3 separate regions of the Mus musculus genome follow, and all the other regions are linked to region 3. Evidence: chromatin loops called from intact Hi-C (ENCODE). Cell type or tissue: heart. All regions are shown on one strand. Region 1 holds the start of Zfp330 (zinc finger protein 330). Region 2 overlaps Rnf150 (ring finger protein 150). Region 3 overlaps Rnf150 (ring finger protein 150).

Region 1 (2,500 bases), 320 kb before region 3:
GGCCCTCCTCTGGGCTTCCAAACTCTCACACAGCATAAGCATCAAGGACCTCAACCAAACAGCTAGAGTAATTGTTTTCTCACCCTAATTATTCTCTTCACTCAAAAAAACCTATGTATGCACCATTAGTAAGAAATGACTAAAAATATTTGTTTTGTGCCAAGTTGAAATAACCATTTTGAGCTATACAGTCTCAGCCCTAATGCTGTTGACATACAGTATTATACAGTACACTGTCACCTACATGGTATCTAAACAAATAACCAGCAACCCAAGGCCTGACCGCAAACAAACCCATTTTCTCTTAAGAGACTAAGGTACTACAGTGGCTTTCGCTGCCTGTCCCTCGTGCCTAGATGCAACAGTTTCGACAAGTCAGATGCTTTGGAGTTTGTTTCCCACACAGACATCAAACCTTACAGTGCTGGTTTTCAGCACACAGAAAAACTACAACAGAGACAACCAGGCTTCTGTGTTCTCACTCTGGTGCCCCAATCCTTTCGGACAGGACAGTCTTCAGAGCTAATCAGTGGTTAATCATGCTGGCCACGCCACGGGGCCTTCCTTCAGTGTTTAAAAGGGAAGTCTGGAGCATGTGGCTGAGTGGCCACGGGTGACCGTGGATGAATTCTGTACCCACTAAGACATCTCAGACCTATTTTTTTCCTCGAATCTGTTTGTGCCAACGAGGAGAGATTTCTTTGAGTTCAAGCTTAGATCCTGGTGACAGCAGAGCGACATTGGGTTCCAGGCTCTGGGAGGCCAGGAGGCGGGGGCGCGGGAAGAGCCACGCGGCTCGCGACCCGCCAGCAGCCCGAGGGCCCCTCACGTTCTCCAGACCCACCCACGTCGCGCGGCCTCACGGGGACGCGCCACTCACCGCAGTGGCCGAGGACGCGGAGGAGAGGGCGAGCCGCGGGCTAGAACGGCAGAAGCAGCCCGTTTCCAACGGTGGGAGCGAGACCGGATATCCTGCTATGTCAGAGCGCCCAGGTTGAACACGTCAACAGGAAGAATCCCGCATGTTCCGCCCCCTCCTCGGGGAGGACCCGCCTTCCCGGAAGTGGACTTGCTACAATGGAAAGAGGCTCCAGCGTTGCAAAGAAAGTAGAGGGCAGAGAGCTGCCGCATCTCAAGGCCTCTGCTATGTCATTCTGATTTTATTATTTAACTCAGAGAGCTAAAAAGTCCAAAAGGAAAAGAAAGACGAGCCCACAAAAAATTTTGAGAGGAGAACAAGAACTTTGCTAGCAATTTTTTGCCTGACTCTTCTGAAATCCTTTTCCTTTCTGGGAGCCTGACAAGCCTCACATGGCACATTTTTAATTTTTGTTGTTGTTATTTTCTGAGACATAATGAATGGAACCCTGGCCTTGAAGCCACGACTCCATTACCTCTGTCTCTCAGCACTAGGATTATAGGCGTGCTCACAGGAAACTGCAGAGCCCTCCACTCCTCCCCCCCACCCACCCACCCCCGCTTTTTTTAATGTCTCACAACACTGAGTTCGGAGGTGTCTTGCTTGGCCTCTGCTGTGTGCATTCTGTTCCATTGTGAGCAAATCCTCCCACGTTCTCTGCTTCTGCTCCGAGGCTGAGATCTAACTATGCTTCCCTACAAGACTGTTTGCTTTAAATAACACTGAAGGTAAATGTTCCACTCTCACTCCCACCTTACCTTTGGGGAGGAAGTTCTTGACATTACTCCCAGTACTGCATGTGAGTATCACTTACTGCCTATCACCTTCTATATTTGAGTGGAGCTGTGTTATATCCACCCACTTTTTTTTATATTTTTTTATTTACATTTCAAATGTTTTTCCCTTTCCAGGTCTCCCCTCCAAAAACTCCCTATCCCATCCCCCTCCCTCTGCCTCTTTGAGGGTGCTCCCCTATCCACCCACCCACTCCTGGCTTCCAGCCCTTGCATTCTCCTACACATCAAACACCCTCAGGGCCAAGGGCCTCTCCTCCCACTGATGTCCAACAAGGCCATCTTCTGTCTTTACCACATTCACATCCCAATGGAAGACAACTCGTTTTGGTCTCTCTCTTTTTTTCCAACCCCTTCTGTTATCATCTTTGCTGCACTCCAGGAATTCGCTTTCATAACCACACCTCAAGCCTTTCTCTGAAGAGAGCTCAGTTTTGTCAATGAAATATGAATGTCTTGGCTTACTAGGCTCCTACCCTGTGCTCTGTTCTGTATTCTCTTGTTTAGTCATCCTTTTCAGTCTTTTTTTCTGCAAGTTCTACTTAATAAAACAGTCCCATCTCATTAGTCACAGTTTTTATCATAGTTTTTGTACTACTGATCATTAAATGATGTACCTTTTCCCTCCTATTGATTTTCTGGGTGGGGTTTTGGGGGATGGGGTGCTGATACATAAACAGGAGTCTATGTCACTAAACTCAAGCCTCTCAGGATTCCCCTTCTGTCCTCCTATAGTTCCCTAATCTCTTATTCCCATTTACCACAATATTTAATCATAATCAAAACA
Region 2 (2,500 bases), 120 kb before region 3:
TCAAACATAATATATTTTATTGGTAAACCATGTCTTTTTGTTCGTTGAGAATACAATAATGATTCAAAGAGGAAAACACTTCCATTCAGAGTTCTACAAATTTTTCAAGATTAAAAATTATAATCAAAACTATCATGGCTCAACAAGTAAAGGCACTTACTGCTGCTAAGCCTGACGGCCTGAGTTCAATACTTTGGACCTATGTGGTGGAGAGCAGTCTCCCACAAGTTGTCCTCTGACTTCCAAATCAAATGTTTGCCATGGCATGCACATGAGCACGTATGGTCACACACATACACACAAATGAGTAAATGCAAATTTAAAAACACTGTAGCTGGTGAAGGAATCCTATGCACATAAGACAAGAAAAGACTGTCAGGGTGGCAAATGTTCAGGAGTGAAGAGGTTTCCCAAGAAGAGGCCTAGGAAAAAATCCACCAAGCTCACCTCAGCAAAGCAGGAGAGAAAGGAAGCAGATGATCAAGCTAACAGGAAAGCAAGGGGGGGGTTAAGAGGGAGCAGTAAGACCTGAACACAGGCTGTCTAGATCCAGCAATGCAGTTTTCCATACGATCTTCTGAATTTGGAAGCCAAGGAAGGACACGCCCTCCAGTAGCCGCATGTGCAGGCTGAGTGAAGGCGGCCATAAAGGATAATCTTTCTCATTAGTAAATTGGACTGTGTGTTCACATCTGTCCATTCCCTTAACGTTCTCATAAAGGATGTGTTTTTCTCAGATATGAAGTGATAGAAATAAAATATCCTAGACAAGATTCATAAAAGCACGTGGTGCACAGAACACAGGCAAAGTGGTTTATTCAGACGGGCTTCCCGCCTCCACACCCTCCAGCTTCATTATGACAGTGTTTAGTGCCAGAGACCACAGCAAGTCTGGGTGGATCTGTGCCGTCTGGGGTCTTGGATCTGCTCATCAGAGCAGTCACATACTTCTTTGGGGTGGGGGGTGAATGTTCGCCTAGCTCCACCTCTCTCCCTGGGCCAACTGCAAGGATAGCTATGCCGTTGTCTGTTAGTGAGACAGAGCATGTTCTCACTGCTTTTCCTTGAAGGGCTGAAATTTCTGAATACTTTCAGTGGGACACATGCCTTGCCTACCTTGAGGACAGTAAGTGGACTCTGGCAGTGGCAACTACTGGTTTGCAAACTGAAGTAGCTCTCTCATGGAGTGGGAACTCCTGCTTACAAGCTGCTGTTTATAGTTCACAAGTATGAAGCTGCACTATTTTTGGAAGCTGTCTTGGCAGTGCATGCTTTATCTGTGTGTCATGGATCCCACATCCCATGAGCTGGAAGAAGCAGAGAGATATGCCTGAGAAAAGTATGGTCAAAGAGGCTGATAGCAGAGCATTGTATTTGAGAGCTGCCAGATCAGCAGGTGGGACCCTGACCTCCCCTTCTTCATACTGTCAGTCTAATTTAACAGTGCCCCTCTGTAGGTCAGGGCAGTTAGCCCTCCCCGCAAGCTCAGCTGACCTCTGGCGAGAGGACTACTCTTCTCCCTAGTCATGTCTTCTCAGGCTGCCTGACTACACAATACCAGAGATGGGTGGCTTGTTTTCTATAACAGAACCCAATGACCCATAAAGCTCATAAGGACCTTGAGCTAGGCAGTTTTGTTTTGCACTGATAACTTCCTGAGTCCACCTCAACAGGGAGACTTCACAGAGAGCTTTATGTGTGAGTACTTCCTACATAGAAGTCAGATACTTTAATTTTCTGGTGTGTGTGTGTGTGTGTGTGTGTGTGTGTGTGTGTGTGTGTGTGTGTGCACCTCTGTGGTTGTCAGTTGCTAAGAGTCAGGTTGCTCTGTAGAAAGTCTTGTGCACCTGTCCAGGATAGAAGATTCGGTGTTTCCCAGTGTGTCTGGAAAGGAGGATTCTGAGTGGATGCCCATTGCGATGAGATGGTTTCCTGCAAGTGAGGAAGTATGTGTAGCTTCACTGCCTCTGTGTCTCACATTCTGGAACATTCTCACTGCCCCGTTACCCCAGTTCAAACTCCCTCTCCAAGGTATTTCCCCACTGATGTCTTTATTGATGCCCTTTTGCTCCTGGTTTGTGCCCACAATGAGCATTTGCTACCTGGCGTCAAGTAGCCTGACTCTGGGACTCCCCAGCCACTTCTTAATATGGTTTTGCCCCTCAGGTATTTCTGGGGTAACTTTAACATCCATGAATTCTTCCCTCATCGACCTTCTGAACTAGCAGACACAGTGGTTGTCTCTGTGGAAGTCCAGGTGCAGCTGTGAAGTAGAAGAGCTAGGGTGTTTTAAGCATTCCTGATCATCAAGTTTTCTTTCCACTGTGGTACATAATACTACAGTTCCTCTTAACTGGGAGAAATTAAGTATTGGTAAGGAGATTCAGACTGATGGAGAAATGATTCCATTTTGTTAGGTCCCTGCAAAAACAGGGAGCAACTTTGAATAGTAAGTGCTCCTTTTTGCCACTCTGCTGAGCCTCACAAAGGGATCACCTGC
Region 3 (2,500 bases):
AGGCAAGATCCCAGATCAAAGCAGGGTGAGCTAAGGAGAAAGTCTATGTGGAAAACTGCCCCTCCCCTGGGCTCGGAACTTACCAATGAGTCCCAGGGAGAGCAGGTGTTGAAGGGAGTCAATAGTCATGAGTTAAAACGTCTTGATTGTGAAGAAGATTGGGATACTTGGCTCCCAACAGCAGGCCTTTCTCAGGAGGGTCAGACAGTGCTAGTTAAAATCTTGTAGATAGGGAACTATTTTATTCCACTGTGAGCTTCGTGGTGGCATGGTGTTATCATCCCATAACTAATGAAGTGAATGTAGATCCCAGATGTGGACTTTAATTAATTTAATCAGTTCCTTGTTCTGTAAGAGCCTGTCTCACTCACTCACTCTCTCCCTGTCCTATGTCCTTCATAATCAAATGGCTTTTTCTTGAACCTCAGTGCCCAGATCCTCTAAACTGGTGGCATTACAGATGCTCACCCTCACTGCAGAGCTGTTTGCTCTTTAGCCACTTGATATGTGTTCATTGATGAGGGGGAAGAGGAAGAAGAGGAAGAGGAGGAGGAGGAAGAAGAGGAAGAGGAGGAGGGGGGAAGGAGGAGGATGTGGGAGTGTGCTTCTTGTAAGACCTCTAAAGAGGCAGACAGGAAAATCTACAGAGAAAGGAGAGACAGTTGAGTGACCCAAAGTCATTGCTGGGTAGAAATTCTCTGGTGTGCGGTTCTTTGGCCAGCAGTGACCTTGGAGAAAATGTGAGGACCGTGTGTGCTAAATAAACCAAAGACTGATCAACATCCAAATGGACACATGTTCTTCTGTGAACTAGCTGAATTGTCTCCTGATGTTCTCACAAACAAAAGTCAAGGTGGATCCCTTGGGCATTTCAATTTTTTCAGGCTGCTGGTTGGCCTCGATAAATCCACAAATCTAAAACAATGGACTGTGGCCTTAGTGACACACATGCCATCTTTAAACTTTCGTGTTTAACCCTCTTTACTTCAAAACTTCAGACAAATCTAGCACTCATATTGAACTCAGAATAGTTTTCTTTGAGAATGTGAAGATTTTAAATAGCCAAAGATTTCTTCATGTAAGAGCTAGCCCATTGTAGTGTATCCTGCTCTTTGAAGTAAATACCAAATTGTCGCCTATTAGGGACAGAGCAGTTGAAGGCCAGTGCATGGGCTTAGCAATCCAAATTTGTGTTGCTGTCTTCCGAACCTGTCTGTAGAATTTTATTGCAAGGGTCAGAGCGCCCTCTGCTGGTCTGATACTTTCAGCAAATTAATTTGCAGTGGGTTTCCAAGTCAACAAATGTGTCTTGCATTTTCATCGGTACCATTCCTTCAATAGTGGAGAATTTGGCCAGCAGTTATCAAATGAAGAGAGAATGTCTTGAACTCTAGAGAGCTGTAGGAGACCTCAAAGCAGGCCTGTTTTAAAACGTTGCTGTGTTCTGTTGCTGTCTGGGATGTGTGTTGTCAGCATTGCTCTGTGTGGCTTTGGCTCAGCTCCGCTTCCTCCCACGAAATCGAGAAGGAAGATCAATAAGAGGACTTCTTCTTCCGTGTGAATGTAAATGGTGTGAAATAAAGCGTTTTGTATGTGTGCAGAATCAGTTTAGTTCCTGCCTTCAGCTTACTAATAGGAAATGATTGTACCATTTTATAATTAGGAAGAAATTTAGAGGTGGAAGAGGGTGGGGAGGGAGTGTTATTTTTATAGTGGGATGTCCGTTATGTTTAGAAAACTTGAGATAAATTTTGTATTTGTGAAGTTACATTCCATCCATTCCAGGGTGGGGGTTCTTTAAAACTCTCCTTAGGTGGAAGGAAGAATTTTCTCATTTGCAGAATATCCGGAATGCATGTGTCGCCTTCCGTGGCATGCACTTCTGTAACCTGCAGACCATAACCAGCAAGTGTCTGTTTAAAAGCAGGAAGTAGAGCAGCATTTTTTTAAAACTCTCTTTGTGTGACACATTATCTGTGATTAAAAAAAAAACTACAAAGATAATGGATCTGTAAGTCTGGAATAATCAGACATGATGTTATAAGTCGGCCTCCAGCATCACCAACCCCATGAGCAAAGAGAAAACCCAGGCCTTTCTTTCTCCACCCTAGTGGGAATTATTAGCTTCTGTTGTCAAAGGGTGATGCCACAGTCAGTATTCCCTTGAGCTTGCCTATGATGTCATTTTGGCTGGTCTGAGGGTGGAGTGAAAGATAGGCCCATCTCACCTGTAATCTGAGATAGGACAGTGAAGGCAACCCTGACCTCACTGCCTGCTGACCCACCAATCACAAGAACTGGCTCTGGCTGGTTTTTGTCTGAGGGAATTTTGGACTTGAAGTTTGGTTCACTTTTCTTGTGCTGAAATATGGTGGTAGTGCGTTCTACAGCCACGCTGTGAAGACATCACTTCCCCTCGGAGTCCCCTGAGTATTTACAAGCCTCAGCAGGGCAGCATAGCTATGTTCTGTTTGCCGTTTGTTGGTTTGCTTCTGTATAG

What was found. A loop is a pair of places that touch in the nucleus more often than their neighbours do. Peaks named below come from ENCODE experiments on the same cell type or tissue, not always from the same donor. Only the 100,000 strongest peaks of a DNase experiment are listed, where the experiment ranks them.
Region 1: a loop joins it to region 3, with 4 times the contacts of the local background. A loop is called at or near these places in 15 of 42 quality-filtered maps.
Region 2: a loop joins it to region 3, with 2.2 times the contacts of the local background. A loop is called at or near these places in 4 of 42 quality-filtered maps.

Annotation. Positions count from the first base shown.
Region 1 is chr8:82,773,177-82,775,676 of GRCm38, forward strand. Zfp330 (zinc finger protein 330) reads right to left here and starts at 969. Exons shown (of 10, transcript NM_145600.2): 1 at 881-969. In heart, no CTCF peak of the experiment used is centred here; a DNase peak (open chromatin) is centred at 1,025; H3K4me3 peaks cover 1,709 bases; H3K27ac peaks cover 1,697 bases.
Region 2 is chr8:82,967,114-82,969,613 of GRCm38, forward strand. The region is part of intron 1 of Rnf150 (ring finger protein 150); the gene reads left to right. Among named protein-coding and RNA genes, the nearest start is that of Rnf150, 110 kb to the left of the region's middle. In heart, no CTCF peak of the experiment used is centred here; a DNase peak (open chromatin) is centred at 1,258; H3K27ac peaks cover 1,921 bases.
Region 3 is chr8:83,088,332-83,090,831 of GRCm38, forward strand. Rnf150 (ring finger protein 150) reads left to right here. Exons shown (of 7, transcript NM_177378.4): 7 at 1-2,500. Among named protein-coding and RNA genes, the nearest start is that of Tbc1d9, 76 kb to the right of the region's middle. In heart, a CTCF peak has its summit at 1,251 (motif pointing left); a DNase peak (open chromatin) is centred at 1,250.